2 separate regions of the Homo sapiens genome follow, and region 1 is linked to region 2. A link is an interaction called in ENCODE POLR2A ChIA-PET data of the cell type or tissue named here. Cell type or tissue: GM12878. All regions are shown on one strand. Each heading gives the region's core, and the rest is flanking DNA. Links, peaks and the distances in the headings are about the cores only. Region 1 overlaps EVI5 (ecotropic viral integration site 5). Region 2 overlaps EVI5 (ecotropic viral integration site 5).

Region 1 (16,973 bases), core at 3,971-11,970, 80 kb after region 2:
AAAATCTGGTTCGATGTCTTTGGACCCCGCAGTGGCAGATGGTAGTGAGAGCGAAACAGAAGACAGTGTGCTGGAGACCAGAGAGAGCAACCAAGTGGTTCAAAAGGAGCGGCCCCCGAGAAGAAGAGAGTCGTATTCAACCACTGTCTGACCATCACTGTGACCTAGACTATGGATTTATTTAAGGGATCAGTTATCATATGATTAGGGCTTTTTGGAAATAATTTGTTTCATATGTACATATATATATATATATATATATATATATATATATATATATATATATATATATATATTTTACAGTCTTATCTGCCTTTTTATCTTTGCCAAATCTTTACCACTGATTTACCATTGCCATAAAGTAGACTGGTATATGGTTAATGTGTAAAACAAGGTTCTAACAGTATTACTGAATATTAATGTTTCTTGTTTAGAAAATGCAACTATATCTATATGTGGGAACCATTCTGAAGTTCAAAACTATGGAAAATTGAATTTTCTTCAGACAAAACTGCTCTTGTGCAATATTTTATGCTCAGTGAGCAAATTGTGTATTTATGTTTATCAATTTGTTCTCAAGGTGGCTGTCTACAGACATTTGACCAAGACATACATCTGATTTACCTTGTGTTTTTTTTTTTATTGTTGTTTTTTTTTTTAAGACAGAGATTCAGTCTGTCACCCAGGCTGGAGTGCTGTGGTGTGATCTTAGCTCACTGCAACCTCCGCCTCCCAGGTTCAAGCAATTTTCCTGCCTCAGCCTCCCGAGTACCTGGGACTATATGTGCGCACCACCACGCCTGGCTAATTTTTTGTATTTTTAGTAGAGATGGGGTTTCACCATGTTGGCTGGGCTGGTCTCGAACTCCTAACCTCAAGTGATCCACCCGCCTCAGCCTCCCAAAGTGCTGGGATTACAGGTGTGAGCCACTGCACCCAGCCTACCTTGTCTGTTTGTGTCTGGGAGGTTTTTTTTTTCTATTTTTATTTTTTCATGAAAATTATTGGTGGGCCACTGAAAGTCCCCACACACAAAGCCTTTATTCTATATAATTTTATAAACACAAATTCATGATTATCTGTTTTGAGAGTTTTAAGTTTTGTTTTAATGTTTAACTTTTATGTGCATATGATGCTTCCATGTGTTGGTTACTAGAGTAGTAGGTTAACTACAGACATACTGTTTTGTTTGTACATATTTATAAATCTGTACCACCTAACATTGAACATCATTTTATATGAAGAACATACATGTTGCAAAATGACTGCTTTCAGCATCTAACAGGACTTCTGTAAATAATAGGTTAAAAGTTAAAAATAAAACACTAATGTTTTAAGAGCTTTAGTATTTTGCTTAGCATTCAATACTAGCAGATTCATAACTGATGCCTGTTCAAAAACACTGTTGGTGGAATCTTTTATTTCATGTGTATGTAACTACTAAATTTTTCATGACTGAAGAGGTTATAGCACATATTAGTTAGTGCTAATATTCTACTGAATATAATTTAAGCAATGGGCTAAGGTCCAAGAAACATAGCAATTATATCTACAAATAATCTATTAACATGATCTTCAGAATCTCTAGTTTTTGTTCTATAGATAAAGCCATAAGAATCCTTTCCTACCAGTTTTTCCTATATCATTTAGATATTATTTCCTAGAAAACAGGATGCCTGTCACTGATAAGTTAGAGAAAACACCCAAATTATACTTGCACTATGGAAAGACGACATGAATATGTTGACTGGGTACTTTCTACTCTCATTTTTGTTAGCCTATGAAAAAAAAAACATTTTGTTAACCTATGGAAAAAGCCTTGGAAGAGAAAAGTAGAATTCAGTATGTATGGAGGCACAGTTTTGCACAGTATGTTGCATGCGGCAAAAAAAAAAATATGAAATAGAGTAGAAGAGATAAAAGTAGTTTTCTGTCAAAAACTAGGAGTTAAGCCTTCAGGTACGTTGTGGACTAGGCTTTCCAGCAAGGTTTTTGTAGCTATTTGCTTGCCTGAGAAATGAAATTGAAAACATACCCCTGCGTGTCTGTCCTTAACACCAGGCTAAATTCTGGTGGTTAAATAACTTATCTGTGGTTACAAGCTAGTAAGTAGCAGAGCCAAGATTTTTTTTAATATAGAGACAGGTGTCTCACTGTGTTGTCCAGGCTGGTCTTGAACTCCTGGCCTCAAGTGGTCCTCCTGCCTCAGCCTCCCAAAGTGTGGGGATTACAGGTGCGAGCTACTGCTCCCAGCAAGAGCCAAGATTTTAACCTAGATCTCCCTAACACCAAAGCTTTTGAAAGGGTTCAGCTGAAGAATTTCTCAATTCTCTGTTTTGTTTTGTTTTTATTTTTGTTTTTTGAGATGAAGTCTCACTGCACTCAGGCTGGAGTGCAGTGGTACGATCTTGGCTCACTGCAACCTCCACCTCCCGGGTTCAAGCGATTCTCCTGCCTCAGCTCCCAAGTAGCTGGGACTACAGGTGCACGCCACCACAACTGGCTAATTTTTGTATTTTTAGTAGAGATGGGGTTTCGCTATGTTGGCCAGGCTGATCTCAAACTTCTGACCTCAGGTGATCCACCCACTTTGACCTCCCAAAGTGCTGGGATTACTAGACGTAAGCCACCACACCTGGCAATTCCCTGCTTTTTTGACAACATAATTTAAATGAATTTGATTTAAATGTTTCCTGAATATATATACAGATAGATAGATGAGTATCAACACTTACAAGCTCTACACAGTCTGTGAGTGTAGATACTACTTACTCGTAGGATTGTCTTGTGCTTTGGGGATTTTTGTTCGGAGTTCTATACTATCAGCCCAGAAAGCTATCAATGTCCAAGTGAAGTGAGATGATGCATGGCCACATTATTGCTTTGACCCTCACATCAAGAAATCTGAATGATCTGGACCAGGGGTCAGCAAAGTGCAGCCTACAAGCTATTGCAGTCAGCTGCCAGTTTTTACTTTTTTAAATAGTTGGGAAAAAAATTCCAAAGACTGATATTTTGTGTCACATGAAAATTATATGAAATTCAAATTGCAGTGTCCATAAGTAAAGTTTTATTGGGGCACACCCATGCTCACCCTTTTAAATATTGTGTATGGCCGCTTTGTGCTACAGTAGCAGAGTTGAGTCATTGCAAGGGAGACCATATGGCCCAGGTAGCCTAAAATATTTATCTGATCCTTTACAGAAAAAGTTTGCTAACCCTTGATAACAGATACTCTAAAATGCAGGTTTTTCTTCTTCAATTTAGCTCAGTGGTAGGTCAAATTGTTTGCTTTTGCTATTAAGCTTATGATTTGGAAACGTAAAATTTCATGGTGGATATTATAATCAGAACTATTCAAAAGGGAAAACATGCCAGCCATTTTATATGATGAAGTCTCTTATTCCATAGAAAACTGTAGAAAGATATCTGTATCTTTGGAGAAGGAGAAAGAAAGGAAAGAACTCCAGAATCCCATCACTGTTCTTTAAAGCATGCATCACAGACCTTTAAGAGTATGCTTTATTGAGTAAAGGTTATAGTTTGACTTTAAGATAAGAAATTTTCTAGAATCATGTTTGAATTCTAAACGTTGATATTCTTAAGTACCATTTCTGATTAGGAATTAGGTGTTAAAAGAATCATGGTAAGGAAACCTTAATCCGTTGAAACTCTTGTAATTTGGACAACAAAAAACTAGAAATAACACTCTTTTCTTTGAAGATCTGATTCAAATACACCTTAGAAGAGTTTAAAATCTCCCAGGCCTTTAGGATGCAATAGGATATTATGCCTTGGTTTGACTCCTTTTCATTCAAATTAATGTAAGTATGTTGTTCAAGACTTTGAAGCATTGAACAATGTTCTCGATGAATTTTATTTAATTACTGACATTTTGTGATATTTGAATGTTATTAAGTTAAACACTTAGAGTTGAGTATATTCAGGGGAGAAAAGTGAATGAAATGACTCATAATAAGAAAGCTTGCTCCCTTGGGACAGTTACCTTCCTGGTGTCATTGCCATCCTGGGTTGACAAGCTGAGAGTAGAGGATACAAGTGATGTGAATAAAATGGAAATTGCATTGAGTTAATGAAACAGACACTTTTAGATCAAGAAAACACTTCAACAGCCTTTTTAGAAATTGGCACACTCCTATAGTCCCACCTACTCAAGAGGCTGAGGCAGGAGGATCACTAGAGTACAGGAGTTTGGGGCTGTAGTGTGTAATGATCACACCTGTGAAAGAATAACCACTGCACTCCAACCTGGGCAACATGGCAAGACCCTGTCTCTTTAAAAAAAAAAAAAATCCTGGGAAAAGAAGTCAAAGATGTAATTTTACACAATTTCTGCCCCCACCGTCTTTTTTGTTTGTTTGTTTGTTTGTTTGTTTTTTGGCTAGATACTAGGTATTCAGTGTTTGCTGAGATGACAGGTTTCTACTAATCAGCCAGTTATTTGGGAAGGAGAAAAACTTTTTCTCAATTCTGAACATGATGCAGCTTGTTAACTCTCCAGATAGTGCCTTTGATTGAAAATAAGGTCTACACCTTTTTAAGTATATTATTTCTGACATCGTAAGAAATAATTTAGTTCCTTATTCTCATTTATCTTTTATATAATGTACTGTAATATTCAGGTTTAAAGTAAAATAAGTATATGAATTATATTTTGGTAAAACTGTTTCATGACCAGCTTGATTAATGTATATTAACATACCAGACATTGACAGCGAACATTTCATGAAATCAGTTATTTACTTACCAAAACAATGAGTTTTAGCTTGAAAGTTACTGCTGCTCTATTATTAACAAAACTAAGTTTTAAAAATTAATTTTAATTCTACTGAAGTTTAATTTCTGGTTAAAGGTATAGTGGATGCTATTTATGATCCAAGTTTTTACATCACATCCATTGATCTGCCTATCCCTTCTTTTTACTCCAAAGAGGAGATGATAGAATAATACATTCAGTATACTACCAAGAAGCAAAGTTATAATGTGTTTCATTTTGCTATTGGAATTTTTTATTGTAACATTGTATGATAACCTGAAATGTTTACTTGTGCCTTTTCTTTAAACAATTAAAGTTTTCCATTTTATAAGAATTTCTGTTTCCTTCAGCTTTTCAACTTTAAAAGAGGAGGGGCATCAAAACACTGTTAACAAATGGGTGGGGCGCGGTGGCTCACACCTGTAATCCCAGTACTTTCGGAGGCCGAGGCGGGCAGATCACTTGAGCTCAGAAGTTCGAGAACAGCCTGGCCAACATGGTGAAACCCTCTCTCTACTAAAAATACAAAAATTAGCCAGGTGTGGTGGTGCATGCCTGTAGTCACAGCTACTCAGGAGGCTGACACAGAAGAATCGCTTGAACCCGGGAGGTGGAGGTTGCAGTGAGCCGTGATCACACTACTGCACTCCAGCCTGGGCGACAGAGCAAGACTCCATGTCAAAAAAAAAAAAAAAAAAAGGTTGGCCTGATGTGAAACGTTCATTAGCAAGGTTTGTGCTCCGAAGGTGCAGGGACTACATCCACCTGGTCCACCCACATATTTTTAGTGCTAAACAGAGAATCTGGCACGTGATTGCATTCAGTAATTTTTTTTTTTTTTTTTTTTTTTTTTTTTTTTTTTTTTTGAGATGGAGTTTCACTCATGTTGCCCAGGCTGGGGTGCAATGGCAAGATCTCGGCTCACTGCAACCTCCTCCTGGGTTCAAATGATTCTCCTGCCTCAGCCTCCTGAGTAGCTGGGATTACAAGCATGCGCCACCACACCCGGCAATTTTGTATTTTTAGTAGAGACGGGGTTTCTCCATGTTGGTCAGGCTGGTCTCGAACTCCCGACCTCAGGTGATCCGCCCGCCTCAGCCTCCCAAAGTGCTGGGATTTCAGTCGTGAGCCACCACGCCCGGCCCAGTAAATATTTTTTAATTTAATGAAAGACCATCTTTAGTGAAAGATGTCTAGGTTTGTTTCCTTCAGGAACATGGTAATTTTTTGGAAATCTCAATAGCAGTATTTTCATCTCACATTGTACTTTAGGTTATTAATTAGCAACTAATTCAATAAATACATTCAATTATATATAATTTGAGTACACATATAGCTACTATCATAAAAGGAAAGTTATACCTTCTGCATCTTTATCACAATGTTAATGTCATTTAGTTCACAAGCAAGAGCTTACTATATATTCTGCTTTATTCCCAACAGGAATTAAGGTACGTTTTGTAGATACCTGAAATATGACAAGCTATATAATCCAGGGAGTCTCCACTTTGTCACTGACATTTGGAAGTAGCCAAATAATTCTGTTTTGGGAGGCCCTGTACATTGTAGGATGTTTTGCAGCATCCCTGGCCTCTACCCAGTAGATGCCAGTAACACCCCCTCCTTTAGTTGGGACAACCCAAAATGTCTCCAAACATGGGCAAATGTCACCAGCAGGAAGGACAGAGAATGAAAATCACTGCTAGTTGAGAACCACTGCTATAAATTTAGAATTGGGTCATAAAAAGAGCCACTCGGGCCAAACATAAGAATATATACATCATTTGGGGTTTTGTAAATGGCAGAGCAGCTCCCTCACTGCAATCTATTGAAAGTCAGCCCTTGACACAAGGGTTTGTAAAATACAAAAACATAAACTACACACACACACACACACACACACACACACACACACACACACACACACCAGCCAGGTACCGTGATTCATGCCTGTAATCCCAACACTTGGGGAAGATGACATGGGAGGATCCCTTGAGGCCAGGAGTTGGAGACCAGTCTGGGCAAGATAGCAAGCCCCAGTCTCTTTAAAAAAAAAATTATATGTATATATTTATACACATACACACACACACATATATATATACACACACCCCTATTAAAGATGCATCACAAATTTGACTCTGTTTCCAGTAAGTGAAAAAAGTAGTATCTGAACCACAACGAGGTACCATTTTACACACCTATTAGGATGGCTATTTAAAAAATGAAAATATGCCCTGTGAAAACCCGGGAGCTCAAAAGAAAAAAAAAAACCGTTGGCAAAATATGTGGAAAAACTGGAACCCTTGTACATTGCTGCTGGGAGTGGAAAATGGTGTAGCCTCTGTGAGAAACAGTTCAGTGGTCTTTAAAAATGTTAATTGTAGAATTACCATGTAACCCAGCAATTCCACTTCTAGACATATACTCAAAGCAGTAACTCAGATACTTGTACATCAATGTTCACAGCAGCATTACTCATGATAGCCAACATGTGGGAACAACCCATATGACCAACAGGTGAATGGATAAGTAAAATGTGGTATATACTACATATACAACGGAATACTATTCAGCCATAAAAAAGTAAAAGTATAATGCTACAAAATAGATGAACCTTGAAAACATGCTAAGTAAAATAAGCCAGACACATAGTATGGTTCCACTTATATGAGATATCTAGAACAGGCAAATTCATAGAGACAGAAATAGAGTAGACATTACCCAGCAGTGGAGGTGAGGGAAGAGAGTTAACGGCATAATGAATACAGAACTTTTGTTTGGAATGCTGGAAAAGTTTTGGAGATGGATAGTGGTCATGGCTGCATGACACTGATTGTACTTAATGCCACTGAGTTGTGCATTTAAAAATGGTTAAAATGATAAAAAAAAAAAATACTAGGCATGTTAAGAATTTAGCATCAGCCAGGCATGGTGGCTCATGCCTGTAATCCCAACACTTTGGGAGGCCAAGACAGGAGGATCACTTGAGCCCAGGAGTTCAAGACCAGCCTGAGCAACATAGCAAGACCCCATCTCAAAAGAAATAAAGAACTTAAAGTCAACTTATTTACTAAAGATATTCAAATAAAGATATTTAGAAGGAAAAAAAGTAAAACCTGCGGTTATAAAATTTGCAGCGCCCATGAAATAAGAAAATGTTTAGGCGTAAAATTCTAGCACTAGAGCACTAGACTGGGACTCAAGCTTTGTATTGATTAATCCTGGACAAACAACAAAAAATTATGACCTCCTTGCTGATCCATGGACACACCAGACTCCCATCAGGACCCTGCCCTTCCTAGGATGCTCAGCTAAATACCACAAGGCAGCTCCCCACCTCCACCAGGTCTCTGCTCAACCTGCACAGGAGGCCTTTTCTGATCCTTCCGTTGAAAAAGCCTCTTCCTAGCTTTACTTTTCTCCATAGCAGTGATTACAGTCTGACATCCTACCCATTTTACATATTTGTTGGTTTATTGTTTATCTCCACACCAGAATGCAAGCTTTATGAGTGCAGAGATTTTTATCTCTATCCCAGCAGTGCCTTGGCTCTCAATAAATATTTGTTGAATGAATGCATGAATAACTGAAGAAGTCATTTTACCTCAATGTCTTCATTATTGAAACGAGGTAAACATCTGTGAAATACAAATATCAGTAGAAAGTCCAGGATTCCAATGCAGCCAGCCTAGCTCCAGAGTCCTCTAATTACACAATATTGCTTTGGCACAAGGCACAGATCAGTCACTGTTGAGGAAGCAAAGATGAACCAGACCAACTCCTACCCTCATGCATGGGGCAAGAGATACAGGAGAACAGAAGCACTGCCGTGGGAATTCAGAGGTTACCTTCAACTTGGGGGAGGGGCTTATTTTGCGTCCCTACCCCCTCCCTGCCCATTCCCCACCCTGTGTACAGGATGGTGCCCGTGACCCTGCCACAACCTTTATGTACCACGCCCCATTCTCTCCTACCCTATGACCTGCTCAGAGGTGACCTGCTGATGTCACCTAACTGGGTCTATAGCTGCATCTCTCCTGCACTCCAGATTTTACCAAGAATGTCTGAAAATGAGCATCTTAAACCAGGCCCAGAGAACTTTTTAACTCCTCCTGAACTGACTGTCAGTTCACTGTGTCCACGGTGAGATCAGAAGGCTGCTGTGTCCTCACTCCCCTGTTGCCTACGGTTGGCCACCTTTTCAGAGACCACATAGCGTCTTCTCTGAGGCTGTCCTCAGTTACAGGAGAAAGCAGGGTCAGGTGGAAAGAAACTGGTTGGCTTTAAAGATGTTGTTTCTCTGATTTTTTTTTAAAGGAAATGCATACTGTACACATGAGAGACTCCAAGGCTGAGATGCTGTGGCAGTTGAGATGCACCTGGGAGCTCCTAACTGTTCCCTGCCTCTGCCTCAGAGGGCGGGACGGCAGCCATTGCACACCACCCCCTCCACAGCAAACCAGTCAAGCCTTGTCTCTCCCCCCCACCAAGGGGCTCTTCCCCTCCAGCAGAGGCTTTCCTAGTCTCTGGTGTCACCTATGCCCTTCCTGTCCCAGGACAGGAACAGATACACCCCGTTGGTGCTTGCTGTACTTCTACATTCAAGGCACAATTTTGTGTGTCCCTGCCTAACCTCAACCAGGATGACTTCGTCGTGGGTAGAAGAGATGACATCTTATTCATCAGCCTGCTTTGTCACTTTTGTATGTCTCAAGGTCCAGCATCTGTCCTTGTGCCTGTCACTGGAGTGCAGAATTAGACTAACCATGCTCCATTTACAAAGAGAGAGTTTTAAAACCTTTAGCACATGAATGAATATTTGTCTCTGCAGCCTCCTTACCACCAAATACTCTTAAGGTCAAGCTTCGGCTTCCCAGGAGTCCGTGAGCCATTTCCCTCTCCCAGCTCCCTCGGCCCGGCTGAATTCGTGCCAGAACTACAAAAGCAAGCTGCCGGGTGAAGTGGTAGAAAACCAAAGCATGGGAGTCATGATGTTAAGCACAAATTTTTAAAGAACAATTTCATGCATTTCCACTTGTTAACTCTTAGTCCATTCAGAGGCTGAAGGCAGGTCCAGCTCTGCCCTTTTCTGGCAAGCTGCCTTCTAGTTGTGCTGTGGAGGGATGTTCCTGGTGGGCAGCTCCCCAGGCCAGTGCTGGGATTTGAGTAATCACAGGCCCAAGTAGGGTGTGTGGGAAGGTGTGCTGTTTGGTCTGGCTCACAGCCGCTGACACTCTGCAGCTATTTTAAACGGATCCCACAACCTTTCATTTGCTTCACTAATTTCTCTAAAATAGAATTGTTTATTTGTGGGTGAAAATTGGAGACGTTTCTTGTTCATCACCAAACTGCTCTTTGGTGAGACTGGAGACAATGCGTGTACTGGAGCCTAAAGGGTTTGGCACATAGTAAGTGTTCAATCAACAGCAGCTGCTGTTGTTAGCTGAGTTCCCTGAGAAAGATTGTGCATGGCATCTCTGAATTCCCCAGAACCAGTACAGCCTGCTTGGTAAGGAGTTATTGATGTGAATGTTCCTTCTGACTTGACTTCTCATCTGTGTCCTCTGTCCACATGGTATCTCCACATGTTTGCCATGTGTGGCACATTGGAAGTATTGTTTGAGGTGATTGCACAACAGTCTCTACTTTCTGATTGCTAGTAGTGGTAATGATAATAGTAGTTATTATTATACAGTAATATCCTGCATTAGTCAGGATAGGCTGGATTTTACTGTGTTAACAAATACTCTGAAATCTCAGTGGTTTACATCAGTTCTCACTCATGCTGTGTGTCCATCAAATGCTGGCTGTGGCTCTGCTCTATGCTGTTTTTACTCTAGGACCCAGGCTGATGATGCTACTTCTATTTTGAACATTGCTGAGTGTTGTGGCAGAGGGCAAAGGGATACAGTGAACCACATGCTCGTTCCCAAAACTTCTCCCTGGATGTGATATACATCATTTCGAGGCACATTTCTTTTTTTTTTTTTTTTTTTTTTTTTTTTTTTTTTGAGCTGGAGTCTCACTCTGTCTCCCAGGCTGAAGTGCAGTAGCGCGATCTCGGCTCATTGCAACCTCTGCCTCCCGGGTTCAAGCGATTTTCCTGCCTCAGCCTCTCGAGTAGCTGGGACTGTAGGAGTGCATCACCATGCCCGGCTAATTTGTGTGTGTGTGTGTGTGTGTGTGTGTGTGTGTGTGTGTGTGTGTGTGTATTTTTAGTAGAGACAGGGTTTAACTATGTTGGCCAGGCTGGTCTCGAACTCCTGACCTCATGATCCACCCGTCTCGGCCTCCCAAAGTGCTGGAATTACAGGCGTGAGCCACCACGCACGACCAGAGGCACATTTCATTGGCTAAGGTAAGTCACATGCTAAGACATCCCAGGGAGAGGGCAGTGACTATTTGGAAACATAGTACTTACTCTGTGCCAACAAGTACTCTGAGTACATTTTAGAAACAATGGCTTTATTGTGATATAATTCACACACTATAAAATTCAGCCTTTTAAAGTGTACAATTGCATAGTACAGCACAGAGTTGTACAACCATCACCACTATCTAATTTCAGAGTATTTTCAGCATGAAAAAAGAAACCTAATACTCACTGGCAACTACTTACCATTTCCTCTTCTCAGCCCCTGGCAACCATTATTCTACTTTCTGTTTCTATGGATTTGCCTATTCTGGACATTTCATATAAATGAATCATAGAATATGTGGCTTTCTGTGTGTGCTTCACTTAGCATAATTTTTTGAGGCTCATCCATGTTGTAGCATCTATTAGTGCTTCATTGTTTTTTTCTTTTTATTTGCTGAATAATATTCTATCATATGGGTATACCTCATTTTGTTAATCTATTCATCAGTTAATGAAGATTTAGTCTGTTGTCATTTCTTTCCTATGATGAATGATGCTGCAATGAACATTTATGTACATGTTTTCATGTGGACATAGGTTTTCAATTCTGTTGGGCATATACCTAGGAGTAGAATTGCTGGGTCATATAATAATTCCATGGTTTTTTGTTTGTTTGTTTGAGACGGAGTCTTGCTCTGTCGCCCAGGCTGGAGTGCAGTGGCGCTATCTCGGCTCACTGCAAGCTCCGCCTCCCGGGTTCACGCCATTTTCCTACCTCAGCCTCCCGAGCAGCTGGGACTACAGGCACCTGCCACCATGCCTGGCTAATTTTTTGTATTTTTAGTAGAGACAGGGCTTCACCGTGTTAGCCAGGATGGTTTCAATCTTCTGACCTCGCGATCCGCCCGCCTTGGCCTCCCAAAGTGCTGGGATTACAGGCATGAGCCACCGCGCCTGGCCAATAATTCCATGTTTAACATTTTGAGGAATTGCCAAACTGTTTTGAGTGTCTGAAGTATTTTACAATCCCACCAGCAATATATGATAAGGGCTCCAATTTCTCCACATCTTCATCAATACTTACTATTTTTCCTTTGTTTTGTTTTTTTAATATTATTTAATTTTATTTTAATTGAAAAATAACTGTTATATATGTTTATAAGGTACAATGTGATGTTTTGATATATGTTTATAATGTAGAATGATTAAATCAGGCTAAACACTTTATGTCTTTTATTATTTTAACCAACCTAGTGGGTATGAAGTGGAATCTCACTGTGGTTTTGATCTACATTTTCCTAATGACTAATGGTGTTGAACATCTTTTCATGTACTTATTGACCCTTCATATATATTCTTTGGAAAATGTCTACTTAAATCCTTTGCCCATTTAAAAAATTGGGTTATTTGCTTTTTATTGCTTAATTGTAAGAGTTATTTATATATTCTGCATACAAATTCTTTATTAGATATATTATTTGCAAATTTTGCAAATATTTTCTACTATTCCATGAGGTGTCTTTTTACTTTCCTAATGGTGTGCTTTGAAACACAAAACTTTAATTTGATGAAGTCTATTTTATCTATTTTTCCTTTGGTTGCTTGTGCTTTTGGTGTCATATCTAAGAAACCATTGCCTAATTCACGGTCACAAAGATTCACTCCTATGTTTCCTCTAGGACTTTTATAGTTTTAGCTCTTACATTTAGGTTGATGAATCATTTTGTATATGGTGAGAGGTAGGAATCAAGTGCTTTTTAAAATAAATTTTTTGTGTTGGAATAGTTTTAGATTTACAGAAAAGTTGCAAAGATAGTAGAGAGTTTCCATATACCCTTCTCTCAGCTTCCTCTAATATCTAATATAATCATGGTACATTTGTTAAAACTAAGAAATTAAGAATTGCACAATAGTATAAACTACAGACTTTATTCGATTCTACTAGTTTTTCCACCAATGTTTAGGCTGAAAACTTTTATTTATTACACATGGAAGTTTGTGATATTGAATATAATTGGGGAAATTTTCCTATTTTTCTCTCTAATCATAGGGATAGCTTCATAGATTGTAGTTATAGCATATGTTATTGCTACTATGCTTCCTACCATCCTTAGAATGGTTATTATGAATTACACAGAGTTATCCTTTCTCTGGTTTAACTAAGAGCATCCCTCTCCCAGGGCCAGCATACCTGGAGATTAGAGTGGTCAGGGCACTGAGAAGAGTGAAATGGCTGAGAGCGTTCAGATACCTGGTAATTTATCATTAGCTGAATTTTAAATAAACTGCTTTGGATATAGAAAACTCATTGCCAGTTTTCACTGCAAATGAGGGTATCATCTTCCTAGTTAAATGATTTGTCAAGGACTGCTGGGTAGCCAAGAAAACTTAGTAGGATTAATGACAAAAAATCATAAGTGAAATAAGTCAGGTATAGAAAGACAAATACCACACAATCTCACTTATATGTGGAATATATAAAAGCTGAACTCATAAGAGCAGAGAGTAGAATGGTGGTTACCAGGAGTGGTAACCACTCTTGGGATGGGGTTGGGTGGGATGGGATGTTGGTCAAAGGATACAAAATTTCAATAAACAGGAGGAATAAGCTAAAAAGATATGTTGTACAACATGGTGACAATTAATTATTGTCTACTAAGTATTAACTATAGTTAATAACATATTCTGTATTTGAAAATTGCTAAGAAAATAGATATTAAATTTTCTCACTACAAAATAGTAAGTATGTGAGATAATGCACATGTTGATTGGCTTGATTTAGCCTTTCCACAATGTATATATATTTCAAAATATCATGTTGTACATCATAAATATATACCATCTTTATTTACCAATTTAAATTGATGAATGAATAAAACCAAAATCTGGAATGGCTATTCGACCCATATAAAATTAAAGATTTTCTATAATTTTCCTTTGGCTCAAAAGCCATTGCTAGGAACAGTTCTTATTCTTTTTTTATTCTTTTTTTTTTTTTTTTTTTTTTTGAGACAGGGTCTCACTCTGTCACCCAGGCTGGAATGCAGTGGCATGGCAACCTCAACTTCCTGGGCTCAACTGATCCTCCCACCTCAGCCTCCAAGTAGCTGGGACTACAGGTGTGCAACACTACACCTGGCTAATTTTTTTTACTTTTTGTAAAGATGGGGCCTTACTATATTGTCAGGCTGGTCTCAAACTCCTGGGCCCAAGTAATCCACCTACCTTGGCCTTCCAAAGTGCTGGGATTACAGGCATGAGCTACTGCACCTGGCTCCTTATTCTTTTTTCTTTTAATTTAATTTTATTTTAAGTTCCAGTATACATGTGCATGACATACAGGCTTGTTACATAGGTAAACGTGTGCCATGATGGTCTGCTGCACCAACCAACCCATCACCTAGGTATCAAGCGTCACATGCATTAGCTGTTTATCCTGATGCTCTCCCTACCCCCACTCCCACCGACAGGCTCCAGTGTGTGTTGTTCCCCTCCCTGTGTTCTCATTGTTCAGCTCTCACTTGCAAGTGAGAACACGTGGTGTTTGGTTTTCTGTTCCTGTGTCAGTTTGCTGAGGATAATGGCTTCCAGCTCCATCCATGTCCCTGCAAAGGACATGATCTCATTCCTTTTTATGGCTGCACAGTATTCCATAGCGTATATATACCACATTTTCTTTATCCAGTCTATCATTGATGGACATTTGGGTTGATTCCATGTCTTTGCTATTATGAATAGTGCTTCAGTGAACATACTTGTGCATGTATCTTTATAATAGAATGATTTATATTCCTTTGGGTATATACCCAGTAATAGGATTGCTGGGTCAAATGGTATTTCTGGGTCTAGTCTTTGAGGAATCACCACACCGTCTTCCACAATGGTTGAACTAATTTACATTCCCACCAACAGTGTAAAAGCTTTCCTATTTCTCCACAGCCTCTCCAGCATCTGTTGTTTCTTGACTTTTTAATAATCACCATTCTGACTGGCATGAAATGGTATTTCATTTTGGTTTTGATTTGTATTTCTCTAATGATCAGTGATGATGAACTTTTTTCATGTTTGTTGGCCACATGTATGTATTCTTTCAAGAAGTGCCTATGTAATTTGCCCACTTTTTAATGGAGTTGTTTGCTCTTTTCTTGTAAATTTGTTTAAGTTCCTTATAGATTCTGGATATTAGATCTTTGTCAGATGGATAGATTGCAAAAATTTTCTCCCATTCTGTAGGTTGTCTGTTCACTCTGGTGATAGTTTCTTTTGCTGTGCAGAAGCTCTTTAGTTTAATTAGACTCCTTATTCTTTGTAGAGACATTCTGAAATATTTTCAGGAAGAAATGAAATGATATTGGAATTTACTTCAAAGTAGACTAGTGGAGGAGGGAAGCAGTGCAGGGGACAAAAATGAAACATGATTAGCCATGGATTTACTGCTGAAGCTGAGTGATAGATACTTTGGGTATATTTTTCTATTCTCTTAGGTAGAGTTTGATTTTTAAAAATATGTTTGAAAACCTAGATGATGGGGTTGATAGGTGCAGCAAACCACCATGGCACATGTATACCTACGTAACAAACCTGCATGTTCAACACACGTATCCCAGAACTTAAAGTAAAATAAAATTTAAAAAAAAGATGTTCAATATTTTTCATGCAAATAAGCAATAAACAATAAAACATCCTTTGCTGTGAACTTGTGGGAGGACCTGAGGATTTGGCAATGTGAACAATCTCCAAGGAAAGATGAAGGATTGGCATCCCAGATGTAACTTGGCTCATAGGAAGCCCACTCTACCTAACTCTACAAACCATAGTCAATAGCCCAGATTTTTGGAGCCACCAAGCCAGTCTTTAACCAGAGCTCAGTAATGGTCTCCCACTTTAAGCAACTGATTTAAAATGCAAATTCAGTAAAGCACTTGAGGTGCTGGACATATTCTAGATCTTGACTTGGGTATTGTGGTGGTTAATACTGAGTGTCAACTTGATTGAAGGATGCAAAGTATTGATCCTGAGTGTCTCTGTGAGGGTGTTGCCAATGGAGATTAACGTTTGAGTCAGTGGGCTGGGAATGGCAGACCCACCCTTAATCTGTGGGCACCATCTAATCAATTGCCAGCATATAAAGCAGGTAGAAAAATGTGAAAAAATTAGACTGGCTTAACCTCCCATCCTACATCTTTCTCCCGTGCTGGATGCTTCCTGCTCTTGAACATCGGACTCCAAGCTCTTAGCTTTGGGACTCAGACTGTCTTCATTGCTCCTCAGCTTGTAGACAACCTATTGTGGGACCTTGTAATCATGTGAGTTAACACTACTTAATAAATTTCCCTTTATATATATACATGTGTGTGCATGTGTGTGTCTGTGTGTGTGTGTGTGTGTGTGTATCCTATTAGTTCTGTCCCTCTAGAGACCCATGACTAATACAGATTTTGGTACCAGGAGTGGTTCTAGAGGAACAGAATATTAAGGATGGAGTTCTTTTGTTGGTTTTGGGTTTCTGGGGTTGGCTGCTTAATATGATAAGACCCCAAAATGCTAAGGGCTGTAATTCTAATAGTATGGAGAACACTGATAGTCCTTGACGTGAACTGTTTAGAGTTATGCAAAATAAATGCATTTGACACTCCTGATTCACCGCTCATGAGAGGCAAGCAGTGTAGTGACTCTCTACATAATACCTTTGACTATGTGGAGAACCAAGGAACATGGCCGGGTATGGTGGCTTATGCCTGTAATCCCAGCACTTTGGGAGGCCAAGCCACGTGGATCACTTGAGGTCAGGAGTTCAAGACCTGCCTGGCCAACATGGTGAAACCCCATCTCTAC
Region 2 (16,973 bases), core at 3,073-11,072:
ATGTGTCCCAGAGATTCTGGTATGTTGTATCTTTGTTCTCATTGGTTTCAAAGAACATCTTTATTTCTGCCTTCATTTCATTATGTACCCAGTAGTCATTCAGGAGCAGGTTGTTCAGTTTCCATGTAGTTGAGCAGTTTTGAGTGAGTTTCTTTTTTTTCTTTTTTTCTGAGACGGAGTCTCGCTCTGTCACCTAGGCCGGAGTGCAGTGGCAAGGTCCTGGCTCACTGCAAGCTCTGCCTCCTGGGTTCACGCCGTTCTCCTGCCTCAGCCTCCCAAGTAGCTGGGACTGCAGGCACCTGCTACCACGCCCGGCTAATTTTTTGTATTTTTAGTAGAGACGGGGTTTCACCATGTTAGCCAGGATGGTCTCAATCTCCTGACCTTGTGAACCGCCCGCCTTGGCCTCCCAAAGTGCTGGGATTACAAGCGTGAGCCACCGCGCCCGGCTTGAGTGAGTTTCTTAATCCTGAGTTCTAGTTTGATTGTACTGTGGTCTGAGAGACAGTTTGTTATACTTTCTGTTGTTTTACGTTTGCTGAGGAGTGCTTTACTTCCAACTATATGGTCAATTTTGGAATAGGTGTGGTGTGGTGCTGAAAAGAATGTATATTCTATTGATTTGGGGTGGAGAGTTCTGTAGATGTCTATTAGGTCCACTTGGTGCAGAGCTGAGTTCAATTCCTGGATATCCTTGTTAACTTTCTGTCTCGATCTGTCTAATGTTGACAGTGGGGTGTTAAAGTCTCCCATTATTATTGTGTGGGAGTCTAAGTCTTTTTGTAGATCTCTGAGGACTTGCTTTATAAATCTGGGTGCGCCTGTATTGGGTGCATATATATTTAGGATGGTTAGGTCTTCTTGTTGAATTGATCCCTTTACCATTATGTAATGGCCTTCTTTGTCTCTTTTGATCTTTGTTGGTTTAAAGTCTGTTTTATTGGAAACTAGGATTGCAACCCCTGCCTTTTTTTGTTTTCCATTTGCTTGGTAGATCTTCCTCCATCCCTTTATTTTGAGCCTATGTGTGTCTCTGCACTTGAGGTGGGTTTCCTGAATACAGCACACTGATGGGTCTTGACTCTATCCAATTTGCCAGTCTGTGTCTTTTAATTGGAGCATTTAGCCCCTTTACATTTAAGGTTAATATTGTTATGTGTGAATTTGATCCTGACATTATGATGTTAGCTGGTTATTTTGCTCGTTAGTTGATGCAGTTTCTTCCTAGCCTTGATGGTCTTTACAATTTGGCATGTTTTTGCAGTGGCTGGTATCAGTTGTTCCTTTCCATGTTTAGTGCTTCCTTCAGGAGCTCTTTTAGGGCAGGCCTGGTGGTGACAAAGTCTCTCAGCATTTGCTTGTCTGTAAAGGATTTTATTTCTCCTTTACTTATGCAGCTTAGTTTGGCTGGATATGAAATTCTGGGTTGAAAATTCTTTTCTTTAAGAATGTTGAATATTGGCCCCCACTCTCTTCTGACTTGTAGAGTTTCTGCTGAGAGATCAGCTGTTAGTCTAATGGGCTTCCCTTTGTGGGTAACCCGACCTTTCTCTCTGGCTGCCCTTAACATTTTTTCCTTCATTTCAACTTTGATGAATCTGACAATTACGTGTCTTGGAGTTGCTCTTCTCGAGGAGTATCTTTGTGGCATTCTCTGTATTTCCTGAATTTGAATGTTGGCCTGCCTTGCTAGATTGGGAAAGTTCTCCTGGATAGTATCCTGCAGAGTGTTTTCCACCTTGGTTCCATTCTCCCCGTCACTTTCAGGTACACCAATTAGACGTAGATTTGGTCTTTTCACATAGTCCCATATTTCTTGGAGACTGTTCATTTCTTTTTATTATTTTTTCTCTAAACTTCTCTTCTCGCTTCATTTCATTCATTTGATATTCCATCGCTGATACCCTTTCTTCCACTTGACCGAATCGGCTACTGAGGCTTGTGCGTTCATCACGTAGTTCTCGTGCCGTGGTTTTCAGCTCCATCAGCTCCTTTAAGCACTTCTCTGCATTGGTTATTCTAGTTAACCATTTGTCCAATCTTTTTTCAAGGTCTTTAACTTCTTTGCCATGGGTTCGAACTTCCTCCTTTAGCTCGGAGTAGTTCGATCGTCTGAAGCCTTCTTCTCTCAACTCGTCAAAGTCATTCTCCGTCCAGCTTTGTTCCATTGCTGGTGAGGAGCTGCGTTCCTTTAGAGGAGGAGAGGCGCTCTGCTTTTTAGAATTTTCAGTTTTTCTGCTCTGTTTTTTCCGCATCTTTGTGGTTTTATCTACGTTTGGTCTTCGATGATGGTGACGTACAGATGGGGTTTTGGTGTGGATGTCCTTTCTGTTTGTTAGTTTTCCTTCTAACAGTCAGGACCGTTAGCTGCAGGTCTGTTGGAGTTTGCTGGAGGTCCACTCCAGACCCTGTTTGCCTGTATATCAGCAGCGGAGGCTGCAGAACAGCGGATATTGGTGAACAGCAAATGTTGCTGCCTGATCGTTCCTCTGGAAGCTTTGTCTCAGAGGGGTACCCGGCCGTGTGAGGTGTCAGTCTGCCCATACGGGGGGGTGCCTCTCAGTTAGGCTACTCAGGGGTCAGGGCCCCACTTGAGGAGGCAGTCTGTCGGTTCTCAGATCTCAAGCTGCGTGCTGGGAGAACCGCTACTCTCTTCAAAGCTGTCAGACAGGGACATTTAAGTCTGCGGAGGTTTCTGCTGCCTTTTGTTTGGCTATGCCCTGCCCCCAGAGGTGGAGTCTACAGAGGCAGGCAGGCCTCCTTGAGCTGCAGTGGGCTCCACCCAGTTGGAGCTTCTCGGCTGTGTTGTTTACCTACTCAAGCCTCGGCAGTGGCAGGCGCCCCTCCCCCAGCCTCGCTGCCGCCTTGCAGTTTGATCTCAGACTGCTGTGCTAGCAATGAGCGAGACTCTGTGGGCGTAGGACCCTCCAAGCCAGGCACAGGATACAATCTCCTGGTGTGCTGTTTGCTAAGACCATTGGAAAAGTGCAGTATTGGGGTGGGAGTGACTTGATTTTCCACGTGCCATCTGTCACCCCTTTCCTTGGCTAGGAAAGGGAATTCCCTGACCCCTTGTGCTTCCCTGGTGAGGTGATGCCTCGTCCTACTTCGGCTCACGCTCGGTGTGCTGCACCCAGTGTCCTGCACCCCTTGTCTGACAATCCCCAGTGAGATGAACGCAGTACCTCAGTTGGAAATGCAGGAATCTTTCATCTTCTGCATCACTCACGCTGGGAGCTGTAGACTGGAGGTGTTCCTATTCGGCCATATTGGCTCCACCCCCAAAAGTCAGCTTAAGCTTGACCAGTTGTGATCAGCATTCCCTGTTAATGCCATCTTACCTGATTTCGTGTATCTCTGCTCTTCTAATACCCTTTGTTAGAGATCTTTCTTATACCATCTCACACTACTGTAGTTAATTCTTTTCAATTTTTCTGTCCACCATGTGCAGCTGAAGTTCATTGAGGGTAAGGACCATTATTTGACTTTATATTTCCAATATCGGCATACTAGCCACAGTCAAAATATGTTTATTTACTGAAATAATTTGTATGTAATAGTTTATTTTTTGAAATATCAATTAGACTTTAAATGTTATTCTAATTTTAAAACCCACATGTGAAGAACAGATTAAGTTTCTAATTTAAATGAAGTATTGGTTTCAATTTTGTAGATATTTATGGGGTACTTACTATGTGCCTGTCACTATTCTAAACACTACCTGGATTAGTGAACAAAATACAAAAATCCCTTTCCTCATTGAGCTTTATGGTAGAATGAGAAGTTAGATGAAAAAAATAAATCTTATGGTGTGAAATTTAGACAGTGGAAGACAACGGAGAAAAATGTGAGAATGAGAAGATATTGGTATTAGGGATGGAGGACTGTTGCTATTTTCACAATGTGGTTTATAAAGGTTCATTAGAAGGGGATATTTATTTAAACAAACATTTGAATCAGATGAGGCATGAAGATTTGGGGGAAGAACTACTTACTAGGAGAATAGTACAGGCAAAGGGCCTGACATAAGGAGCAAGTCTGAAGTAGAGTCTGGGTGGAGTGAGACATGGGAATTAGAGGAAGTCTGAGAGGTAAATAGAGCCAATTATGTAGGACCTAAAACTTTGACCTTTCCCGACTCAGATGGAAAATCATTGGAGGGTTTTGAGCATGGGAGTGATCAGTTAGATGACATTTAAGCTGTTAAAAAGATTTAATTGAACTGATTCAAAAAATACTTGTAAGAATTCATGGTATTTAGTTTGGAGGGAAATGAGGTTAAAAAATTAAGTTTCCTCTTATTACTGGAGTTTTCCACCATCTAAATGCTATTTATTATTTGAAGACTTTATTTTTACATTAATACTAAATGGAGCTATCTCTAAATTCCATGGAGTAGAACAAAACATAGAAAAGTCAATTTTTTCCTCAGTTAGTTAAGGAAAATAGGTGAGAATTAAACCCAAGCCTTCTAGTATTTAACCTGGGATTGAGTTTGTATTTTGGTTATTATAAAGATAAGCATATTGATTTTTGTAACTATGTTAAAAGCTTCTGTGGGCTAAGCACATCTATAAAATTAACGCCACTTTGTTACAAGTAATGGAAAGTTTTTCATTTAAAAGAGTGTAGGTCTACTCAAATCCAACTTTTGGTTTTTTTCCTGGTACCCAGTAACATTTACCCATTTTGATTAGTTTGCCCAACAGATAACCTCTAGGGATGCCTCAGATGGGCAATACCCCAACCACTCTTGGCTTAAAAACGCCCACTCAAAATTCTGTTCTGACATAGAATGAGGGTGCTAGGTTTAAATCACTGTGCTCAGATCAGTATGTAGTTTTGACAGAGATGGAGAGGAAGTGATAAAACCTTTACCATTAACTTAAAAATATTATATTTTTTAATTATGTGAAATTACCATGACATTACTAAATGATGGAATTTATCATAAAGCTTTGTGATTAGTTTGTACTTTCCAGTTTCCTGAGCTAACTTGTTAATAGTTTTTTTTTTTTTTTTTTGCCCCTGAAGCACAATCGTTTATGGCTTTCGTTTTGAGCAATTTACCTAAATATTAAAATATTTTTCATTTTTCTTTAAGGCATTTCTCAATTTTAAGCATTTTTAATTTGAAAAAATATCTTCTGTAATTGTATCTTGTCTTAATATTAATTGTCAGGAAAATACGTACATAGACTGCTTTACCTAGCTTGCTATCTAGTCATTAGGGATTGCGAGATTCTGTTTAAAAACTTTTTTCTGAAGTGTTCAGAGATTCTTTCGTGTCCAACTTCAGTACACAGTTAAATTTAAAGGGATGAAGTATCTAGAGGTTTTTAGGATATTGCTATATCTAGAATTGAAGAACATCATTTGGATCCCCCAAGATGAGCTCATAGTAAGATCTCAGTTAAGAATTAGGGGAGTTTGGACTCTTAAGTACCATAATATATATGCTCACTTGGTGTTATTAAAAATTAGTTTATGTACACTTAGTGCCCAGATTTTGGTTTTTAATACCATTCTCCAGTGAAGGGGACCAGGGCTTCTCACAGAAATGGCTGATTCTGTGCAGCACACCAGCATGGCACATGTATACATATGTAGCTAACCTGCACATTGTGCACATGTACCCTAAAACTTAAAGTATAATAATAATAAAATTAAAAAAAAAAAGAAATGGCTGATTCTAGGACGGGGACAGGAAATATAGAAGATAAGCCTGGAGCACCTTATAATGCCAATAAGTAAGGAAGTACTCAAAATGCACACACACACACACACACACACACACACACACACAGCCAAAAAAAAAAAAAAACCTACATTAATTGGAGTGTGTTGAAGGGACAGAGGAGCCAACTGAAAGAGTTCCCAATGACCAAAGGTAGAACAATTTGAGAAAAAAAAAATTTTGAAGTATTACATACTTGAAATACACAAGCCAAAGTATAATAACCCAAAGTAGATTATAACCCAAAGTATAAAATAAATATCCATGAGCCTATATTGATTTAAATGATGATTAAATTAATAAATGTGAGTTAAGAGACAAATATGCAGAAGAATTCTAAATAATTTTTGTAGATACTCCACCCTCAAGGAGGGGAAGTATAAATCTCCACTCCATAAGCATGGGCTGCACTTAGCAACTTCCCTCCAAAGGAAAAGTATGGGGGACAAAAAGAGTAACTTTACAGTGGAGAAACCTGACAAAGATTACCTAAGCCAGGTGATTAAGATTACCATCAACAGTCATAAATTACACTGATAGTACATACCCTTGATATCATGTGACATGATGAAAATGGCACTTTACCTCTCTGGTATTCCTCTTGATAACCCATAACCCTAGTCTTACCATGAGAAAACTATCAGACAGATTCCCCTTGTGGAGATCTTACAAAATACCTGAATAGTAATGACTCAAGGCTGACAAGATCATCAAAAACAAGCAAAGTCTAAGAAGCTGTCACAGCCAAAAGGAACCTAAGGAGACATTACAACTAAATGTAATGTGTCTTGGATAGAATTCTAGAAACAGGAAAAAAAAAAAACAGGTTAAAAAACAAAGGCAAAGGAAATCTGAATAAACTAAGGACTTTAGTAGTAATGTATCAATATTGGTTCATTAATTGTAACAAAGGTACCACACTAATATATTAATAATAGGGGAAACTGTGGGAGGGTATGTGGGAACTCTCTATCTTCTCAATTTTTCTGTAAATTTAAAACTTTTCTAAAAAGTATCTAATTTTTTTTAAAACTAGTTTGTGAGTCCATAGTTTTTAGGAGCCATTGGAATTATATCAAATTTTAAGTATTGGTCACAAAATTGATTTGTTTCCAATTAAATTATGATTTATGAGGAATATTTTCTACCTTTTAGACCTTGTGTGAATGCTGACTTGTTTTAAGAGAGGGAGAGTGTCTTGCTCTGTTGCCCAGGACAGAGTTCAGTGGTGCAATCACAGCGTACTACAGCTTTGAACTCCTGGGATCAAGCAGTTCTACCTAAGCCTCCCTAGTAGCTAGCAATACAGGCACACCCCACCATGCCCTGCTAATTTTTAAATTTTTTGTACAGATGGGGTCTTGCTATGTTGCTCAGGCTGATCTTGAGCTTCTGGCCTCAAATAATCCTGACTCAGCCCTGCAAAGCACTGGGCTGATTTTTTTTTTTTTTTGAGATGGAGTCTCACTCTGTCTCTTAGGCTAGAGTGCAATGGTGCAATCTCGGCTCACTGCAACCTCAGCCTTCTGGTTCAAGCAATTCTCCTGCCTCAGCCTCCTGAGTAGCTGGGATTACAGGTGACTGCTACCACACCTGGCTAATTTTTAAATTTTCAATAGAGATGGGGTTTCACCACGTTGGCCAAACTGGTCTCGAACACCTGACCTCAGGTGATCTGCTCACCTCGGCCTCCCAAAGTGCTGAGATTATGGGTGTGAGCCACCACACCCGGCCTTGGGCTGGTATTTTTAAACTGTGCCTTTAGCTAGTCCTGTGTATATGTATATTTCTCTTCTGAAATGGAATTAAATCAGTCTTAATACTGAAAAATACTAGCCAAATATTTGATTTCTTTTATCCCTTATATATTTTTCAGATTTCATTATTGGTTTTTAAAAGACATTTATGTGTACTTTTACTTTTTCTAATTACTAAGAAGAATATTCAAACCTTTGTCCATGACTTTAAATTACAGGAAACTGTTTCAAAAACTTATCAGTAGTACATGATATGAGTATGATTTGTTTTTAGAAGTTTCAAATGAGTCACCTTGAAGTCATGGAGAGGCTACCGCTTACCACATTTACCATTCTGATTAATTTTTCTTTTGGCAAAGTACAAATCAGTAATAACCTACTAAAGCCTAGTGGTTGCTATTGATATTTCAGTAAGGTGATGTTGATTAATCAGAGTGATTACTTACCAAGTGTTACAGATTTACTCAAATTATTGGGTTTTCTTCTACTATAGTAATTTCATATGCAGTAATAATTTGCTTAAGACATTTTGCTTCATATGTGCGTTGAAAATATCAATGTAGAACTTAAAATTTGTATCCATGCTGCAAGTTAATGTGGTTGCCTCTGTGACCGTTGAACATAGTTTCATAATAAAGCCTGGAAAAAAAAAAGCATTATTTAACCTTTTAAACAATCAAGAGATTGCTTTTTAAATTGTCTCTAAAAAGGTTTGATTTTTTACGAAAGAGAGAGCACTTGAATATATCTTTATGTACCACCGTGTCTCTTTTTGTTAGATTTTTCATCTGTGGGTATAATATAAAATATTCTTAAAATGAAAGCTTTACGCTTGTGTTTGAGACTAAGCAACTTGCATTGTGTCATGACCCTTCTAATACCACAAACCTTCTGTAATACTACTCCCGGAGAAAAACCCACATCCTATGCATAACCTTAGATTTATTTTGAAATCTCTATGAAAAAGAACAGAGAGAGATTACTAATTGTTTCTGTTACTTCCTTTAGAGGTATGATACCTATTTGTAACCCATGTTGTAAATGTTAATAGCCAGGAGTAAAATGTTAAAATATATTAAGTAGTGGTTTCCTATCCTAAAGTTAATATGTGAAAATTTAATAACTAATTATAAGTTTCAGTTTGTTATATTAGATATCTGGAAAGAATGTAAAAAAAAAAAAAAAGAGAGAGAGAGAGAAGGCATTGGTACTTCCAGTAGCTTATACTTCTAATACCATTGGCCAGTACAATACTAGAAAATAATTGCAAATTTAAATAAGCCATCTTTTTAAAAATTTTATTCCTATTCTGATTTTTTCCTTCTATTTTAGATTTCTTTGTATTCTTTATGTAACTGATGAAGGTGGATGAAAAATCTAATTTTTTTTTTTTTTTTTTTTTTTTTTTGAGACAGAGCCTCACTCTGTCGCCCAGGCTGGAGCACAGTAGCGTGATCTCGGCTTACCGCAACCTCCGCCTCCCAGGTTCAAGCGATTCTCCTGCCTCAGCCTCTCAAGTAGCTGGGATTACAGGCACGTGCCACCATGCCCAGCTAATTTTTTGTATTTTTAGTAGAGATGGAGTTTCACCATGTTGGCCAGGCTGGTCTCAAAACTTCTGACCTCAAGTGATCCACCCACCTCAGCCTCCCAGAGTGCTGGGATTACAGGCATGAGCCACCGCGCCTGACCCCAAGGTTATTTTTAATATTTAGAAAAAATAGTAACTACCCATCAGTAGGAGAATGGTTACACTATAGTATATTTATACTCTGGAATATTCTGCGTCTTTCAGAAAGAATAAAGATCTACAAGACATACTAGGTGAAAAAAGCAAATTATAAGCAGAATATATATTCCCATTTGTATGTATTAAAAAGCATTTGTGAGTATATGTATTGTATTTATATATATTAAGTACATGTGCATGTTAATATGTATATATGTTACATGCATATGTACTTAAATGCATTGAAATTGGCTGCAGTGATCCTGTCAAAACTGTTGAAATATTCCTTCAGGAGATAGTAAAGGGCTTGGTGCAAAAGAGTAGAGGATATGAGTTCACTTTTTATTCTTTATGAATTTATATGATTATCATTATAATATTTTATGTATATTTAAATGACATTTAAAGTAACTGTTGCTAGAAAGGAAATAAGAACTAGAACTTCCAGATAATTATAGGGAAAAAGTAACAAAGGAAACTTGGGCTACCAAGCAAAAGGGCCACCTTTTTTTCTGGCCTTAAAGTCCCTGAGTGTTGTCTGGCTCCTGCCCATTTCTCTGACCCATTTTAAATGGCATTCTCCTTCACCAGTTAGTTCTAGCAACTACTCACCTCCTTTTTTTTTCTTGAATCAAGCTCTTTCATTCCTACATTAAGGCTTTTGCTTGTGCTCTTTTTTATGATTGCAATTCTGTGCTCCCTAATCTTCCCATGACTGATACCTTCTCATCATTTAAATCTCAGCCTAGATATAAGTCACTGCCTGACCACCTTTGTAAAGTAGGCCCCTCACATTGTTACTGTGTCTCATTATCATGTCTTATATTCTTTATGGCTCTTGTCAGTGCCTGAAATTATTTTTACTTTAAAAATTAACTCTCACACCCCATGATGTTTCAGTCAACGATGGACCACATATATCATCTGGGTCCCATAAGATTATGAGACAGTATGTGTTCTGTACCTTTTCTATGTTTAAATATTTAGACACACAAATACTTAACCACTGTGTTACAGTTGCCTACAGTATTCCATACGGTAACATGCTGTACATATTTGTAGCCCAGGAACAGTAGGCTATACTGTATAGTCTAAATGTATAGTGGGCACTACCATTTAAGTTTGTGTAAATACACCCTACGGTGTTCACACAACGATGAAATCCCCTAACAACACATTTCTCAGAATGTATCCCCATTGTTAAGCGAGTCGTGACTACATTAGAACCTTGTTTGTCTTATTTACTGCTGTATGCCTGGTGCCTGGCATATCACAGGTGCTCAACAAATAGTTGCTGAATGAATTTTAGGAGGGAGAAAATAGTCATGTATTGACCTTCTATGCCATAAGAGCAGGTAGCAGGTTTTAAGTACTTTCTGTGTAAAGATTCCTTTACATACTTTATTTAAATAAATGTTGCACCAAAGATGGCTTGAAACTCCCAGAATTACCTACCCCAACTATCTAACAAAATAGTAAATAGTTTTTTTTTTTTTAAGCAAAAACTTGCCCAATAAACCTGAGAGGAAAAGGAACATAACCTAATGCAATAAACTTTAAAAAGTGACAGCTAACAAAAGAAGCAGACAGTGGTAGAGCAGAGAGGCCTGCCAGGGCTTGGCTTCTAACCTTGACTATCTATCCCATTTCCAGGCTGTGTAAGTCAGCAAAATCCCAGGAGAATTCATTTATATCTCACATGTGGAGAGAAGGAAAATGAGTATGTAATCTTCTGACTGAGGAGTGGTAGAAACTTCTGCAAAGGATAACCAAGTGAAAGAGATCAGAAAAGTGACACCTCACTCTTAAGTGAAGGCCCTAGGGCAACACACTGAATATGGGAAATGATCTGAATCCTAAAACTCAGGTTTTGTGATATATTCCCCCAACTAGGTAGTACAAGATATTTAACAAAATCTCAGAAGAGTAAGAAGAGCCCTTGTTTAGCTAGGTTTTTTCTTTCACTGTGCATTTTCCTGAGACTATAGAAAAGTGAGAACAAGCTTGAGCTTGGAAGGCAAAGGAAATAGATCTCAAATATGGTGGAGAGATAGTTAGTGTCATCCATATCATTAGCGTACTTGGAATATGTGGACAATCACCTAGCCATGAACATGGTGAAAAGAAATAGCACAACAATTTAGTTTATATTATTTATTAATTATTATTGATTATTATTTAGCAGAAAGAAATACCATTCACAAAACCAAAAATCCCAACCAAGAAGAAAGGTAATTCAAGGATAAGAAGAATTACAGTTGCTTCACACTGTAAAACAACTTAACATTAATTCAATAAAATTAACAGATTGAAAGATAAGATAGCCCTTTGAACAAGTGGCTGGTAGTCCACCCACAGAGTGCTGTGTCCAGGCCTTGTATAGACATATCTTGCAGCTGCACCTGGTTCTGCCCCCAGACATCAAAGCCCTGGGCAACCAGTGCATGAAGGACTAATTTAGGAGACATAAGACTGTTGGTTCTGACAAGGCTCAGTGTATTTGCAGGAATGGAAGGTGTATGCAGCAATGTTATGGCAAGCAAGATAAAACACAAAATTCAACTGAAAAAGCATGTTTTGGCACCTCCCTCTCAGAAGAAAAACCTAATGACTTTGGTGATGAACGAATTGGATACTTACAAGAGGTGATACAAGAAACTACTAAATACAATAAGCAACTTAGTAATACTGAGCCTACAAAACCAAAATTTTAGTCTGTACAATAAAGCTTAACAAAATATGTAAAATTGAGAACCCCTTACTTTAACTATCATTGATTGGTTTTTAAAATTTATTACTTAAGCTTTGAAGCTTTTAGAATGCCTAGTGTTAATTAAATATTCTTTTATTTTTGGTTGTTATGAATGCAATATATGAATCAGGATCACTAGCAGACAATTGCAAAAGATTACAACATTATTGGAATAGCAGTCCTTGCTGGGTGGAATTTGATTTTTGGATTAAACAGGAAAGAATGACTCTAAAATGGACAAACTTCTAGAATTTTGCTGAAAAAAATGTTTACATATAAATTAATTTTAAATGCCATTCTTGTTCAAGCATTAGCCTCATGGGTTTTCTTTAGCTTGATCAGATAAGTGTATAGCGATAATGATAGATACAAAATTCCAACAAAAATACATTGTCATTCTGAAGGTTTCATTGTTTCTACTTTAATAATACATATATGATTATTATTCTAAATGTTCCTTCTCCCTGAGTCATTGTTTATTCACAATGAAAGGTTAAAGAGAAGCTTGAAGATTCAGTATTATCATTTGTAAAATAGATAGTACAAACTATAATACATTTCTACTTTGTTTATTAATCACAAGCGACCGTTTAAGTTAAATAATTTAGGTTGGGCACGGGGGCTCACACCTGTAATCTCAGCACTTTGGGAGGCCAAGACGGGTGGATCACTTGAACCCAGGAGTTTGAGAGCTCATATCTTTCTTTTGTTTTTTAGTTAAAACTATTTTTTCTAGTTTTTTCCCCTCAAACATTTAGATCTTTCTATACAAAAGGTGAACTCCCATTTATAAGCTAAAAGTAATAAATAGTAATGGAGAAATGTATACAGAGGGGAAAAATGGCTATTAATAACTGTATTAGTCACAGTAAAACCAAACCATCACATTAAAATTGCTGAAAAAGGAAATTAATTTTATAGTATATTATTTCCGTGAAATATATAAAATACCATTGATATTTTTTATAGGCTGTCTTTGATTTATCTTTGTTTTATTTTTTGTACCTTGGTCTCCCTTGACTTCATATGAGAAGGGATTCGTAAGTAATTATAATCTGGTTTTCCACACTGGCCTCCTTCCATTGGCTCTCTTATTAAATTTGAATACACTAATAGTCTGATCAGTTGATTTAAATATTTTTTGGCAAAATAAACTCTTCATAGGCCATTCAGACAGACTAGGGAAGGGAATGGTTTATTAATAAGATGAATATTTAGGAGCCATCTGATCATCCAATGCTACAGAAGATACACGAGAAACTTTGACAGCTTTGCTTCCCAACTTTGACTTGATATCACTCTTTACAGAGGGCTCAAGAAAAGATACATGAATAACATAAAATAAGTACTGCATTTTTAGAAAAACAATTCTAGCACATGTCCTGCTATGATCTGTCTCAAATCAAAATCCTGATTTTAGGTTTAGGCTGGGTATGATGACTCACACCTGTAATACCAGCACTTTGCGAGACTGAGGCAGGAGGATCACTTGAGCCCAAGAGTTTGAGACCAACCTGGGCAATGTAGCAAGACTTGGTCTCTATTTAAAAACAAACAAACAAAACCATGGTTTATATTGGAGCCATTTATAATGATATAAAGAGAATGGGACTAAGAGTGAAACCTGGCTTCTACTCCTTGCTTTTTCCTGGCTAGTCATGTGGTCCTTGATAAGTTACTTAACCACTGAGTCCATTTTCTTTTCTTTTTTTTTTTTTTTTAGACAGAGTCTTGCTCTGTCTCCCAGGCTGGAGTGCAGTGGCGCGATCTCAGCTCACTGGAAGCTCTGCCTTCCGGGTTCACGCCATTCTCCTGCCTCAGCCTCCCGAGTAGCTGGGACTACAGGCACCCGCCACCACGCCCAGCTAATTTTTTGTATTTTGTTTAGTAGATACGGGGTTTCACCGTGTTAGCCAGGATGGTCTCGATCTCCTGACCTCGTAATCCGCCCGCCTCAGCCTCCCATAGTGCTGAGATTACAGGCGCCCGGCCGTCCATTTTAAATCTCTAGTGCTTTTGGGGCCAGGCCCAGGCTATGTTCAGTTCAAGCCACCTATGAGGATACACACAGGTAAAGAGGCCATGCCAAAAAAAAGAGGATTTAGTATTAATTTTTCATTCCAGAATTTCTCCACACTTTAGTTTTGCTAAAAGAAAGAAATGGTGACAAGAATCCACCATATGGGGGTAATAGTTCTAGACCATAATAGTCATCAAGCTGGGAGAAGAGCATCTAGAGAAATAACAATGTGGATTAGTAGAATGACAGAAAGATGAAATAGCGTTCACATGGATCCAGAAAGGGCTTTTCAAACTAATTCTTTAAAAGTCATGGTATGCAGTGCACCACCACCCAAAAGACTTGTCAGAATCTTAACTTAATCTAGCATGACAGTGTTTATCACTAGTAAATGAAATATAGCACCATAGCGCCTTTCCTTACAGGGAAAAGACAAAAGCTACCTTGCACTAAACAAAAGCATCTGTTTAGAGTTTATGGTATCCAAAACAAACAAAAAAACAACAACAAAGCCAGAAAGCAAAAATGGGTCTAAAACTTTCACTGAGATAATCCCATGCCGTGGAATATGAAGATATTAAAATATCTGTCTAGAAGATGAATCACATTTTCTTCAGCTACAGAATTTTCCAGCTGTGTGAGCAATGTCTCATGAGCAAAATGAAGCTTAATGAGTGGATATTTGATGCTTTCCTTTTATGGCAGATCCTCCCTTTGTTAGAGGTTTCTTTGTGACTAACCCTATGCTTTCCCAGAATTTAAAGTCATCCACCTACTCTATAAAATATTTTTTGCAAAGAGACAAATGATAGAACAGGCTGAAAGGCTTTGTTGTGTATTTAAAGTGATCCCAACAGTTTGAAGAAGGCATCTTAGGAACCGGCTTTGGTTCAGATGAAAACTTATGAAGCATTCACTAACCAGCTTTCCTCAAGACAGCCTGCTGGCCCGCCCTACTGATGCTACCCTGCAGCATCAAGTCTGACCTGGATTTCCTGGACTTCTGCCCTGCCGGCAAGCCGTACAAAAACTTCCAGGCTGCCAGTCCCTACAAGTGGTGTGAGCTAATCCCTTAAATTTATATTTCAAATCAGACCAGCATATTCTGAAGTGAAAATTAAGGGAGGAGGAGAAATGGGCAGGATCCTGGGGAAGATGAGCAAGCCTAAGTCTGCCTATGCCTGACAGAACAGGAGAAGCTTCATGGGGTGAAAAGGGAAGCCTTTGTTCCTTAAAGGGAATTATATTGGGGCCCTTCTGCTGAACTGGTAGACTAACATGTATAGAGGCTGATTTGGACTTGGCAAGAGTATGGCCTAGAGTTCTCTCACCCTGTTATAGAGATAATGCCATTTTCTCAGTATATTCTGAAGTCTTAAGTATCTTACAAGGTTTTTTTCATGTCCTTTTGTGGCACTCAGCACTTATTTTCATGCTTTGGACATTACTGGCAATCCTAGCCCCAAAGCTACAAAGGGAATTCCAGGTTTCTGACAAGTTTTAAATGCTCCCCATGTTATTCCAGTGAATATTCCAGTGGTTATCATTGAACTACCAAAGATGACAATGAAAATGTAAGATTGACAAGAGGCTCAGCCATTAAGAGTTGTATCAAAGGGCTCAGATTCTTATTTTTAACTGGGAGAATACATATCACTCTTGTATTTGCCCAGCGATATAGACAGAACTAGGAACCAGAATCAGTGGGCTAGCAGTCTGTCAGATGTCTTAAACTACAGGTAAATTTGTATGTAAAAATCAGCCATTCAAAAGCCACTTCTGTACCAGACATTCTAGTAGGAATGCTGCTCTAAAAATTATTCAGTTACTTGCCTACCAGTATTTTGTATTTGACCTTTTTACTCTACCCCTGTTAGCTATCTCTCTTGATACATTTTATCAATATTCTTCTTAATAATTTTACTTATATTTTAGTAAAAATTTAAAAATAAAGTCATGTTAAATATGGAGAGAATTCTTTGGACTTCATAGCACTGAAAGGTTAAATCTATAGGTTAGTCTCTTAATAAGAGGCAAAAAATTTAAAAATTATAACTACCAATACTTGTGTTTAACATAAGGCAAAAAAATTTAAAAATTGTAACTGCCAATATTATGTTTAACTTTTAATGTACATATACAAAATATGTATGTTAACTAATATACATATGTACACATGACATACATATGTGTAGGACATGTATACATAATATCATACATATGACTCTAAGGTAGAATACATGTCATACATATTTACCAGTGTCTTTTAGCACTGTTCCTATGTTTTCTGAGTCCTTCACTTCAGATATTTAAGTTTTAGTGCCCATGTCTTCTATACTTAATCCTTTGATTTACCCAACCCTTAAATATGCATTGTATTAGTTTACTCTGCTGCCTATTTGGTTTGGGAACAAGGAATAAAAACAGTATTTTATTTGGAATAATGTTGGAATGGAAAATGTTTCTGTTTCAGCTTAGATAATATACAATCTACAGACTTGGACTCTTCCAAAAAATTAACAATATGATAAAAATTCTAAAATGCATAAGGTCAGGCAAGGTGGCTGGGATTATGCCTGTAATCCCAGCACTTTGGGAGGCTGAAGTGAGTGGATCACTTGAGGTCAGGAATTTGAGACCAGCCCGGCCAACATGGTGAAACCCTGTCTCTGCTAAAAATACAAAAATTAACCAAGTGTGCTGGTGCATGCCTGTACTTCCAGCTACTCGGGAGGCATGAGAATCGCTTGAACCCAGGAAGCAGAGATTGCAGTTAACCAGGATCATGCCACTGCACTCTAGACTATGCAACAGGGTGAGACTCTGTCTCAGAAAAAAAAAAAAAAAAAAAAAAAAAAGGCACAGGGACTCTTGTAGATTAAAAGAGGCTAAAGGGATATAATAACAAAATGTAACCATGAACCTTGGTTTGATTATGGGCAGTTATAAAATATTTTGAGTCATTTTGGGGAAATCTG

The links. Peaks named below come from ENCODE experiments on the same cell type or tissue, not always from the same donor. Only the 100,000 strongest peaks of a DNase experiment are listed, where the experiment ranks them.
Region 1: POLR2A ChIA-PET joins it to region 2 with 6 read pairs; 4 of 35 experiments call an interaction of 5 or more read pairs at or near these places.

The regions. Positions count from the first base shown.
Region 1 is chr1:92,496,834-92,513,806 of GRCh38, reverse strand. It overlaps EVI5 (ecotropic viral integration site 5), which reads left to right. Exons shown (of 20, transcript NM_001350197.2): 20 at 1-5,111. The coding sequence ends at 151. Among named protein-coding and RNA genes, the nearest start is that of GFI1, 18 kb to the right of the region's middle. RefSeq lists an enhancer at 9,216-9,405. In GM12878, for the core only: no CTCF peak of the experiment used is centred there; no DNase peak of the experiment used is centred there; H3K27ac peaks cover 633 bases.
Region 2 is chr1:92,575,440-92,592,412 of GRCh38, reverse strand. The region is part of intron 18 of EVI5 (ecotropic viral integration site 5); the gene reads left to right. It also overlaps the pseudogene LOC107985727. Among named protein-coding and RNA genes, the nearest start is that of GFI1, 97 kb to the right of the region's middle. RefSeq lists a silencer at 7,795-7,944. In GM12878, for the core only: no CTCF peak of the experiment used is centred there; DNase peaks (open chromatin) are centred at 4,742, 7,842 and 8,352; H3K27ac peaks cover 1,447 bases.